Regions from separate parts of the Homo sapiens genome. Here region 1 is linked to region 2. The links are chromatin loops, found by intact Hi-C in ENCODE. Cell type or tissue: PC-3. All regions are shown on one strand. Each heading gives the region's core, and the rest is flanking DNA. Links, peaks and the distances in the headings are about the cores only.

What was found. Peaks named below come from ENCODE experiments on the same cell type or tissue, not always from the same donor. Only the 100,000 strongest peaks of a DNase experiment are listed, where the experiment ranks them.
Region 1: a loop joins it to region 2, with 6 times the contacts of the local background. A loop is called at or near these places in 2 of 110 quality-filtered maps.

What each region holds. Positions count from the first base shown.
Region 1 is chr15:70,633,853-70,639,229 of GRCh38, reverse strand. SALRNA2 (senescence associated long non-coding RNA 2) reads right to left here and starts at 3,981. Exons shown (of 1, transcript NR_126482.1): 1 at 1,916-3,981. LOC107984791 (a long non-coding RNA gene) reads left to right here. Exons shown (of 3, transcript XR_001751595.2): 3 at 1-4,481. RefSeq lists a silencer at 3,448-3,592. In PC-3, for the core only: a CTCF peak has its summit at 2,258 (motif pointing right); no DNase peak of the experiment used is centred there; H3K27ac peaks cover 188 bases.
Region 2 is chr15:70,510,241-70,515,617 of GRCh38, reverse strand. No RefSeq gene overlaps it. Among named protein-coding and RNA genes, the nearest start is that of LINC02205, 7.0 kb to the right of the region's middle. RefSeq lists an enhancer at 2,766-2,845. In PC-3, for the core only: CTCF peaks have their summits at 2,463 and 2,668; a DNase peak (open chromatin) is centred at 2,667.

The DNA.
Region 1 (5,377 bases), core at 259-5,258, 120 kb before region 2:
GACTTGATGCAGGAGGACACTGCTAATGTGGCAGCCCTGAGGCCCAAAACTCCATGATGATGCAGCCCCTGCCCCTGCTAGAGAGTCTCATGGCTCTTGCTTCTTCATGTCGCCATGTCCTTTTTTAAAGTCCAGGACAGGAGTAGCTGATTGGCTGAACCCAGGACAACCACATGCAAGGAATCCAGGTAAAGCAAGCTTCCTGTCTGGCCTTACCATGCAGGAAATTTTTAAACCAAGGAAATGGCTCAGATACGTGGCATCCAACACTCTTGAGAAATATCATATATGTTGCATGGACATTATTGGTTTCTAATCCAAATCAAGACATATATTCCCATAAGCAAGGGCAACAAGACAACATCTGAAATCATCACTGCCCTGCCTCGGGAAATAACTTTACCATCTATGAAGTTGCCTAAGTCAGAAAGCATGGGAGTCCACCCGAATCCATCCTGCTCTGTATACCCACTTGTAACCATGCTGCAATATTTCTAGATAGAAGCCTTCCCTCTTTCTCCTCCCAAACCACACTGCTTTAGTGAAGGTACCGGGCACTTTTCATGTGAATGTCTACAGTCTCCCCTCAGTTGGCCATCCTGTGTCTAGCCTCTTTTGCTTCAATCCATTCTCCACTTCACTGTGAAGTGTTACCAGATTGTCTTTTGAAAATGAAAATCTGCTTCCATCATTACCTTCTTTACATTCCTTCAGCGGCTCCCCACGGCCTGGAGATTAAAACCCATTTCTTAGCATGGCTGTTCTTTTTCTGAACCCCATCTGCCTCCCCAGCTTCACGTTTCACCCCCATTCAGCCCCAACCAGCCAAGCTACTGGCCACATTGTATGCTTTCCTCCCCAAGCCCTGTCCCAAGGCCCTCCACTTCCCGCACCTTTGCACTTGCTGTTTTCTCTGGCAGACACACCCTCTCACACGTCCGCTGCCTTGACCCAGTAAGACTTTGCTTTCTTGATGCCTCTCCCCAAGGTAAATGGAACCATTTTCTTAGGTATACCTAGGAGTGTACCACCCTTGCAAACCATTCTCCGCAACAGGCCAGAGGATGGAAACGTGTGTTGAATGAGTGATAAGTGAGTATCTGCTGGAGTTGCTGGGGCTCATCTGGGCACAGACAGTGCAGGGGCTGCAGCAAAACATCATGGGCCACGTGAGGGTTGGGGATAGGGCCTTGGCCTCTCCTAGCCCAGGGCTCAGGAAGAGTGGAGGACGCTGTGCCCCCACCTGTGATTGTCCTAGTTAATGAGATCAAATGCTGCCTCCCTCTGTCAAGTCCCAAGCGCTGGTGAAAGCACTCCTTGGGGGCCTGTTCAAGACCCGCCTCAGGGAGCAACCACACACCTCACTGCAGTCTTCCGAGGTTCACACAGAAGCCAGAGCTCACATTTCCCATAGACTGTTTAGGTATTCTCTTTCTGTAGTCACTTCTTAAGAAGTGTGGGTCATACATTTATGTGGGAAGCAAGAAAATCTTGGTGCATAATGAATACCATATTTTCATGTACATCGCCAGTGGTGGGCAACTCACTGCCAGTCCGTTTCATCAGTCAACCCCTTTTACAAAGCCTTTTCTTAATTTTGACCAGAAATCTGCCTTCCTGTGCCTTCCCTATTGGTCCTGAGCCCGAACATGGTACACGAAGGTGGCTGTGAGTGGCATGGCATTAATTTTCTTTTCTTTTTTTTTTTTTTTTTTTTTTTGAGATGGAGTCTCGCTCTGTCGCCAGGCTGGAGTGCAGTGGCATGATCTCGGTTCACTGTAACCTCTGTCTCCCAGGTTCAAGCGATTCTCCTGGCTCAGCCTCCCAAGTAGCTGGGACTACAGGTGCCCGCCACCACACCCAGCTAATTTTTGTATTTTTAGTAGAGATGGGGTTTCACCATATTGGCCAGGATGGTCTCGATCTCTTGACCTCGAGATCCACCCGCCTTCCAAAGTGCTGTGATTACAGGTGTGAGCCACCGCGCCCAGCCTAACTTTCTCTTTTGACAGCCACATTCCACTATTGATTCTTCTTTAGCTTATTAACCAATTATGCCTCTAGGTCTCTTTCCAGATGCTAAATCAGGCTTGTCATAATGTCATATGCAGATAGCTGAGAACAAAGCAACCATGGGACTTTACAATGAAACCTATTGCATGTTTTCACATGGATTTAGGTTTGTCCTGCTTTTCTAATTCATTCGAGCACTGTACTGCTTCAGCCAGGGAGCTAGAGATGTGAGTGGGCAGGAGATGGCAGGAGAGAGCCAGGAAGGATCTTTTTTGTGGTCTCGCAGGACTGTGAAGATGTGAAGTCACAGAAGCTAGCTGGCCAGGGGGAAGCAGGGGGCTAGGGCATAACTTGCCCTTGAGGTGAGGAACAGAGGGAAGTTACACACACACCCAGGAGCAAGGGGACCAGAAGAGGAAGGATTGCAGGTTCTGAGAGAAGGTTGCTTAAAGGGGGAAGGACTCATGGGCTCACGTGAGAGACACAGCCGATGTACTGGTTGCAGACTTAGGCTTACCAAAGCCAATCCCCAAATCCAAAACCACCTACACGGCAATGAGAGGGGAATGGGCACATCAGTCATGGAACCTGCATAGGGTGGGGTGTGATGCCCTGAGTGCACAGACTGTTTTCAAAGAGTCTTAAGGACAGAAAAATGTTTTTAATTTGAAACTAAAAGCCAAACTGTTGATCCCAAATATGTAGAAAGAATCTGTGGTGTGTATGTGTTTGTGTGTGTGTGTGTCTGTGTACCTATGTGTATGGATGAATGAATGAATATGCTGAGCATGTATTCTGTATTGAGAGAGAGATTAATCAAAAAGTTAATCTTGCTTATATTTTCCAGATCTGCCTCAGAGAGCATATGCTAGTTATATCATTAGACAGTGCAGTAAATGTTATCAGAATTTCCAGTTTCCAAGAATGAGGACACCGTAAACAGAGTGCAGTAATGGGGCCCCTGCTTAATACTTGTATTTGGAAATCTGAGCTGACTCTGTTTAGTGAAGGTGCCCATCATCCAAGGGGTCTGTGCCTTCTGTTGTCCATGGGCTGGCATGACAGTTGGTTTGATAAATGGATACGAAGAAGAAGATGTCACTATTGTGATGACCACCTGTTGAGTTACCAGGGCTTGGGATAAATTTCTGCACATCATACAGTATGGGTTAGGGATCAGGTTTTATTGGGGAAACCCCCAGAGCTGAGACCCAGAGCAAGTTGTTGGGGTCCTTTTCAGATGACACTCCTTGTGTCCTGCAGACACTGTTCTTGTTCTCACAAAGCTCACAGCATCCTAGGAAGACAGACAGGTAACCAGAAGACTCATAATCCACTAGGTCTCACCCCCGTGGAGCTGCCCAGATTTTGCCACAGCCCATCACTGGAGCCCGCCAAGATGTTTTTGAACATTGTTATCCCAAATTTGCTGTTCTTTCCAGATTTGTGTCACCTGCACAGTTGACAAACATGTTCTCATTATCTTCATCCCAATAGCCCAAGGAGCCAGCCTGGCAGCAGACCACCAGGAGGGTCCGCAGGGCTGGTGGGTCCTTAGAGCACTCTGTTCCTTCAGCCAGGTATGAATCTGCCCAGAGGTGCAATCAGCTCAGGTCCTGTTTCTTAGCCCTGTGGGAATTCAGACCTCTCCTGGGCTTCTCACTTTCCCTATGTAGCTCCTGGCCTCTGGTCAAGCCTCCCCAATGGTCCTATTGTACACTAATTGCTCCCAGACCTGTAACCTCCCACCCAGTCCTCTCTCTTCATGCCCACAGCCTCTCTACCAACTCACACCTTCTTTGTCTCGGCCTGAACAACAACCAGTGTCTCCTAACTGGTCTCTTGGCCTCTACTTTCTTCCTCCTCCTACCCCATCTTTCATTCTATAACCAGCATAGTCTTTTAAATAGACATCTGACTGACATATCATTCAGCAATAAAAAGGAACACACCACTGATTCATGCTACCACACAACGAACCTCAAAAACGTCATGCTAAGTGAGAGAGGCCAGAGGCCAAAGACCACATATTGTATGATTCCATTTATAGGAAATGTCAAGAAGTGGTGAATCGATGGAGACAGAAAGCAGCTTCGTGGTTGCCAGGGGCTGGGGGTAGGAATAGGGATTGAGTGCAAATGCACATGGGGACTCTTTGGGGTGACAGAAATGTTCTAAAACTGGATGATGGCGATGGTGGTACAACTCCACGAATTTAGTAAAAATTATTAAATTGTACACAAAACATCTGGCACATGCACAGGGCAAGGGAGGGGTGCGTGAGGGTGGACAGAGTAGTGTTTTGGCGTGCTCTCCAAGGTTCCAGCATATTCCACTGTGTTTTGGTGTGAGGTCATCATGGCGGATTTACAAAGGTGATTGTTATGCTAATTATTTGTTGGAGGGAAGTTTTTTTTTTTTTAAACCAGAGATAATAAATATATTCTTTTTTTTTTGAGACAGAGTCTCGCTCTGTCACCAAGGCTGGAGTGCAGTGGCACGATCTCAGCTCACTGCAACCTCTGCCTCCTAGGTTCAAGTGATTCTCCTGCTTCAGCCTCCTGAGTAGCTGGGATTACAGGTGCCCACCACCATGCCCAGCTAATTTGTGTTGTTGTTGTTATTTTTAGTAGAGACAGGGTTTCACAATGTTGGTCAGGCTGGTCTCGAACTCCTGACCTCGTGATCCGCCCACCTCGGCCTCTCAAAGTGCTGGGATTACAGGCGTGAGCCACCACACCGGGCCCTAATATATTCTTATTTTAAAGAAATAGATCTGACTGTGTTACCCTCTGCTTAACCTTCTTGAACCCTGTGCCTGTGAGACAGAGCCAAGGCCTTACCGCAGCATCCAGCGCCTCCCCAGCCCCCCTCCAGCTGCTTCTCCTTAAGAGGAGGTGTCCCCAACACACCAGGCACATTTAATGCCTCCATCCGCCCTTCATCCCCACTTTGTGTTTCTGCCAAACTTCCATTTGTTTATCAGGACCCAGCTCAAATCATGCCTTGCTTAGTGGGATCAGTGGTTCTTTGGTCTCTGCTCCCATAGCGTTTCCATTAAAGCATGTTGTATACTGTAACACAGCCACTTGTATCTGTTTCTTGGAAGAAAGTATGAGCTCGTGAGCGGAGAGAATGTGTCTTAGTCATCTGTGCTTTCTCAGGACACATAGTGGATGCTCAACGTCTCATTAATTCACTCAACAGCCATCTCTTGAGGGGGGTTTCTCAGAGTAGGGCTTCTCAATCTTGGCACTACTGACATCTTGGGTCAGATAATTTTTTGTCATGGGACCTGCCCTGTGCCTTGCAGGAAGTTCAGCCACATCCCTGGGCTCTACTCTCTAGATAGCAGTAGCACCCC
Region 2 (5,377 bases), core at 245-5,244:
ATGCTTTGATGCAGAAAGGTGACCATTTCAGCAAAGATTAGCATGGGATTATATATAAATAGTGTACTAGTCTGTTTTCACACTGCTGATAAAGACATACCGGAGACTGGGTAATTTATAAAGAAAAAGAGGCTTAATGGGCTCACAGTTCCATGTGGCTGGGGAGGCCTCACAATCATGGTGGAAGGCAAAAGGCACATCTTACACGGCAGCAGGCGAGACAGAATGAGAATCAAGCGAAAGGAGAACTCCCTTATAAAATCATCAGATCTTGTGAGACTTATTCACTACCACAAGAAACCACCCCCATGATTCAATTATCTCCCACTGGGTCCCTCCCACACCACGTCGGAATTATGGAAGCTACAGTTCAAGATGGGATTTGGGTGGGGACATAGCCAAACCATATCAGATATAGATGATAGATAGGTAGATATAGATGATAGGTAGACAGATATACATAGAGATAATAGGTAGATATAGATGACAGGTAGATACATAGATAAAGAGAAGGAAGCTAGATGGATAGACAGAATGGGATCCAGAGGCAGATCCTGGATGAAAAGGAGACAGATGAAGAATAAGAGTGTGGACTGCAGCTGTTCTTCCCCTGGATACATTTGACAAAGGGGTTCTCAATTTTCCATGTATTTAATGTGGAGTATCTGATAAGACACTGGATTATAAAATCAAGTTGGAGCTGGAAAACTGCCCTGGGGACCTGCAAACATTTGCAGCAATCTAGGATGCAGATTGGAATTCATCATTTTGGCAGTCCCACTTGGTGAGGTCTTTAAGTCGAGGCAGTAGATACCTGCCCATTTTTCTTGAGGAATCTCTGAAACGTCAGTGAAGCGCCCTGGAAGCAGAGGCTGCAGCCTGTGGTGTTCAGTGTCTGTTTAGAATGTACCTAGTGTGTTAGCAGAGCCTGATCTTGTGGCATCAGAGTCCTGCTTACCTCCAACATCTAGATTCACAATAGTTCATGTTGGAAAATTACTGTTTGTCCGCTAGGCTGTTTTCATCCTCGTTTCTTGAATTTTCTCTGGGGAGATCTGAAGCCAAGACTGAACTAGGCCAAAAGAGGTGAGCGAGCTGCATTCTCTCTTCCTCTCAGATGACTGTGCACGGGACTGGGCTTGGGCGGCCCTTGTACTTCCCTTATTCAATAGGGTGACCCCTAAAACCAGGAGTCATTTTGATCGTTGGGACTGGGTCCAGGTGGTCAGACCACACCTTGTGGAGGCCTACAATTTCTCCTGAAGGAAAGGGATGTCCTGGGGCATGGAAGGAGGCAGGTCTTGCCTGGGGAGGGGAGGCTTTTCTTCTCCCTCTGGGGCCAAAAGAATGGACGGTGGGGTGTGGTGGCTCCTGGAGACAGAGCTGCTCCCCTCCATATGGAGCCTGCTGGGAGCTGGGCAAACATTCTGAGGTCAGGTTTTTCGATGATGAGCTCTAAGACTAGTAACTTCTAGCAGCAGTTGTAAATTAACCTCCATGTTGTACATAAATCATGCCTAAACCTTCAGTAAAATTGTGTTAACATACTGGTTTGGTCTTAGCTGAGTTTGAGGGTGGAGACACTGGCTCGCATCCAGGACTGAGATGAAACAGTCAGGGAGTGGTGCATGCGGTGGCCTGGAGAATCAAATTATGAGATGGCAGGAGGTGACCCCCATGCAGTGCAGGTGCAGCCTGGGACCAAATAGCTGGGGGTGGAGGTAATAAGGAAAAATCAGTGTCCTGTTGATCCTATTGAACATGTTCGGAGCCCATGAGGAGGCCCAGAAATCCCAGGGAACACTGGCCTCCCTGCTGCCATATGAGATGGCTGCTTGGATGGCAGTGATTGGGTTATTAGAGGAAAGGTGACCCTTGAAATCCAGAGGGCTGAAGGCATTTGGGTTACTTGTATGAGCACTTAGGGTAGAGAATGTATCTGTCAGTTCTCATTTCACAGGCAGTGCTCAGCCCTTTGTACTTGATCATTTGGGGGGCACTCTAAAACTCTGCATTTAAAGGCACTTTCTGTCATTGCTAGACAGAGGGCCCTGTGCCGATTGCAGCCAATGACAAAGGCAGTCAAGGTTCCTGAGCAGGGGCTGGGTAGTGAGGATCCCTTAGAGCGTAGGGCTGGGTGAAGTGTGTGCCCCCTTGCTCGCACAGGACCCGGCCAGGCTGCTATCCCACCGCGGTTTGCACTTCTCTGCCCCAACTAGACTTTCCTAGGTCAACCTTATTTTTTGGACAAAGTAGACAGGAGTCGTTCTGGAAACTAATTTTCCCATTCTCCACTTTGTGCCCTGGAATGTAGTTTGTGGAAAATTGATTTTTTTCCCCTCATTCTTCGCCCCACCTCTCCCCACTCTGCACCTCTGTCATTTTTGCTTTTCTGTTAAAAAAAAAAATGTTATCTTGTTTCTTTTTCTAGCATAACTAATATATGCCACTGATCCCTTTTAATTTGGGGGAGTACAAGCTTACATTAGCCTGCTAGGTATCGCAATTGAGCTGCTTTGTCTTTGTGTGGCTCAACAAAGGGCCACGGGCTGCTGTGTCCAGGAAAAATCTTCAGTGTTGGAGCCACTATGCTGTGTGTGCCATTTACTTGGGGCCAGCAGAGCAGAGGTGCGGCCACTGTGGGGTGCTCAAGTCTCTGGGCTGCACTGACAGTGGTAGTGGCCTGACTTGGCAGGAAGAGGGTGCTGTAGAGCCAAGCATGGAGTACATAATTTTGGGTAGGGCCAGCCCTACCTTCAAGGATTCACCTGGGACGACCGCCTGGTTTGCTGCCAACTCCGAAGGGTGCCCCACCAGCAAATTCTTTTTTAAAATTTCAGCTATTATTTTGAATTCAGGGGTTACATGTGCAGATTTCTTACCCGAGTATATTGCATGTTGCCAAGGTTTGGGATATGAATGACCCTGTCACCCAGGTAATAAGCATGGTATCCAATAGGTAGTTTTTCAGCCCCTGCCCCTCTCCCTCTCTCCCCACTCTGGTGGTCCCCAGTGTCTGTTCTCATCTTTATGTCCATGTGTTTATGGACATGTGTTTATGTGTCCATGTTTAGCTCTCACTTACAAGTGAGAACATGCAGTATTTGGTTTTCTATTTCTGCATTAATTTGCTTAAGATGATGGCCTTTGGCTGCATCCATGTTGCTGCAAAGGACATGATTTCATTCTTTTTTATGGCTGCATAGTATTCCATGGTGTATATGTACCACATTTTCTTTATCCAATCCACTGCTGATGGGCACCTGGGTTGATTTAATATCTTTGCTATTGTGAACAGTGCTGTGAGGAATACACGACTACATGTGTCTTTTTGGCAGAACAATTTATATTCCTTTGGGTATATACCCACTAATGAGCTTGCTGGGTTGAATAATAGTTCTATTTTCAGTTCTTTGAGAAATCTCCAAACTGCCTTTTCACAGTGGCTGAACTAATTTACATTCCCACCAACAGTGTATAAGTGTTCCTTTCTCTCCACAGCTTTGCCAGCATCTGTTATTTTTTGACTTTTAAATAATAGCCATTCTGACTGGTGTGAGATGGTGTCTCATTGTGGTTTTGATTTGCATTTCTTGGATGATTAGTGATATTGAACATTTTTTTCATACGTTTGTCAGACACTTGTGTGTCTTCTTTTGAGAAGTGTCTGTTTATGTCCTTTGACCACTTTTTAATGAGGTTATTTGTTTTTTTGCTTGTTTAATTGTTTAAGTTTCTTATAGATTCTGGATATTAAACCTTTGTTGGATGCATAGTTTGTGAATATTTTCTCCCATTCTGTAGGTTGTCTGTTTACCCTGTTGATAGTTTCTTTTGCTGTGCAGAAGTTCCTTAATTATGTCCCATTTGTCAATTTTTGTTTTTGTTGTAATTGCTTTTGAGGACTTAGTCATAAATTCTTTGACAAGGCTGATGTCCAGAATGGTATTTCCCAGGTTTTCTTCTAGGATTTTTATAGTTTTAGGTCTTACATTTAAGTCTTTAATCCATCTTGAGTTAAGTTTTGTATATGGTGAAATGTAGGGGTCCAGTTTAATTCTTCTGCATATAGCTGGTCAGTTATCCCAGCATCAAATATTTATTGAATAGGGATTTCTTTTCCTATTGCTTATTTTTGTTGACTTTGTCAAAGATCAAATGGTTGTAAGTGTTCCATATGAATTTTTTTCTAATTCTGTGAAAAATGATGTTGGTAGTTTGATAGGAATAGCATTAAATCTGTAGATTGCTTTGGGCAGTATGACCATTATAACAGTATTGATTCTTCCAGTCCACAAACATGGAACATTTTTCCATTTGTTTGTGTTACCTATGATTTCTTTCAGTATTTCAGTAGTGTTTTGTAGTGTTCTGTTTAGAGATCTTTCACTTCCTTGGTTGGATGTATTCCTAGGTATTTTTTTTTTTTGAGTGGCTATTGTAAATGGGATTGAGTTCTTGATGTGGCTCTCAGCTTGAATATTATTGGTTTATAAAAATGCTGCTGGTTTTTGTATATTAACTTTGTATCCTGAAACTTTACTGAAGTTGTTTATCAGTTCTAGGAGCCTTTTGGCAGAGTCTTTAGGGCTTTCTAGGTATAGAATCATATTGTCAGTGAAGAGAGATAATTTGATTTCTTTTCCTACTTGGAAGCTTTTTGTTTCTTTGTCTTGCCTAATTGCTCTGGCTAGGACTTCCAGTACTATGTTGAATAGGAGTGGTGGGAGTGGGCATCCTTGTCTTATTCCTGTTCTTAAGGGGAATGCTTCCAGCTTTTGCCCATTCTGTTTGATATTGGCTGTGGGTTTGTTGTAGATGGTTCTTAGTCTTCTGAAGTATGTTCTTTTGATGCCTAGTTTGTTGAGGGTTTTTTTTTAATCATAAAGAGATGTTGGATTTTATTGAAAGCTTTTTCTGCATCTATTGACATGATCATATGATTTTTGCTTTTAAGTTTGTTTATGAGGGGCGAATAACATTTATTGACTTGTGTATGTTAAACCAACCTTGCATTCCAGGAATAAAGTCTACTTGATGGTGGTGAATTGACTTTTTTGTGTGCTGTTGGATTTGGTTTGCTAGTATTTTGTTGAAGATTTTTGCATCTATGTTCTTCAAGGATATTGGCCTATAGTTTTCTTTTTTTACTGTGCCGTTGCCAGATTTTGGTATCAGGATGGTGCCAGCTTCATAGAACGAGTTAAGGAAGGGTCCTCCTTGATTTTTTTCTACCAGCAAATTCTACCATCTTTTGGACTCTCATTATGAGCAGGTCACTGAGCAGGACACTGGGTAGGGTGCCTTAAAAGCAGGATCACATTGTATCTTCACATTAACCCTACAAGAGGGATGTTATTATTCCTATTTTACAGGT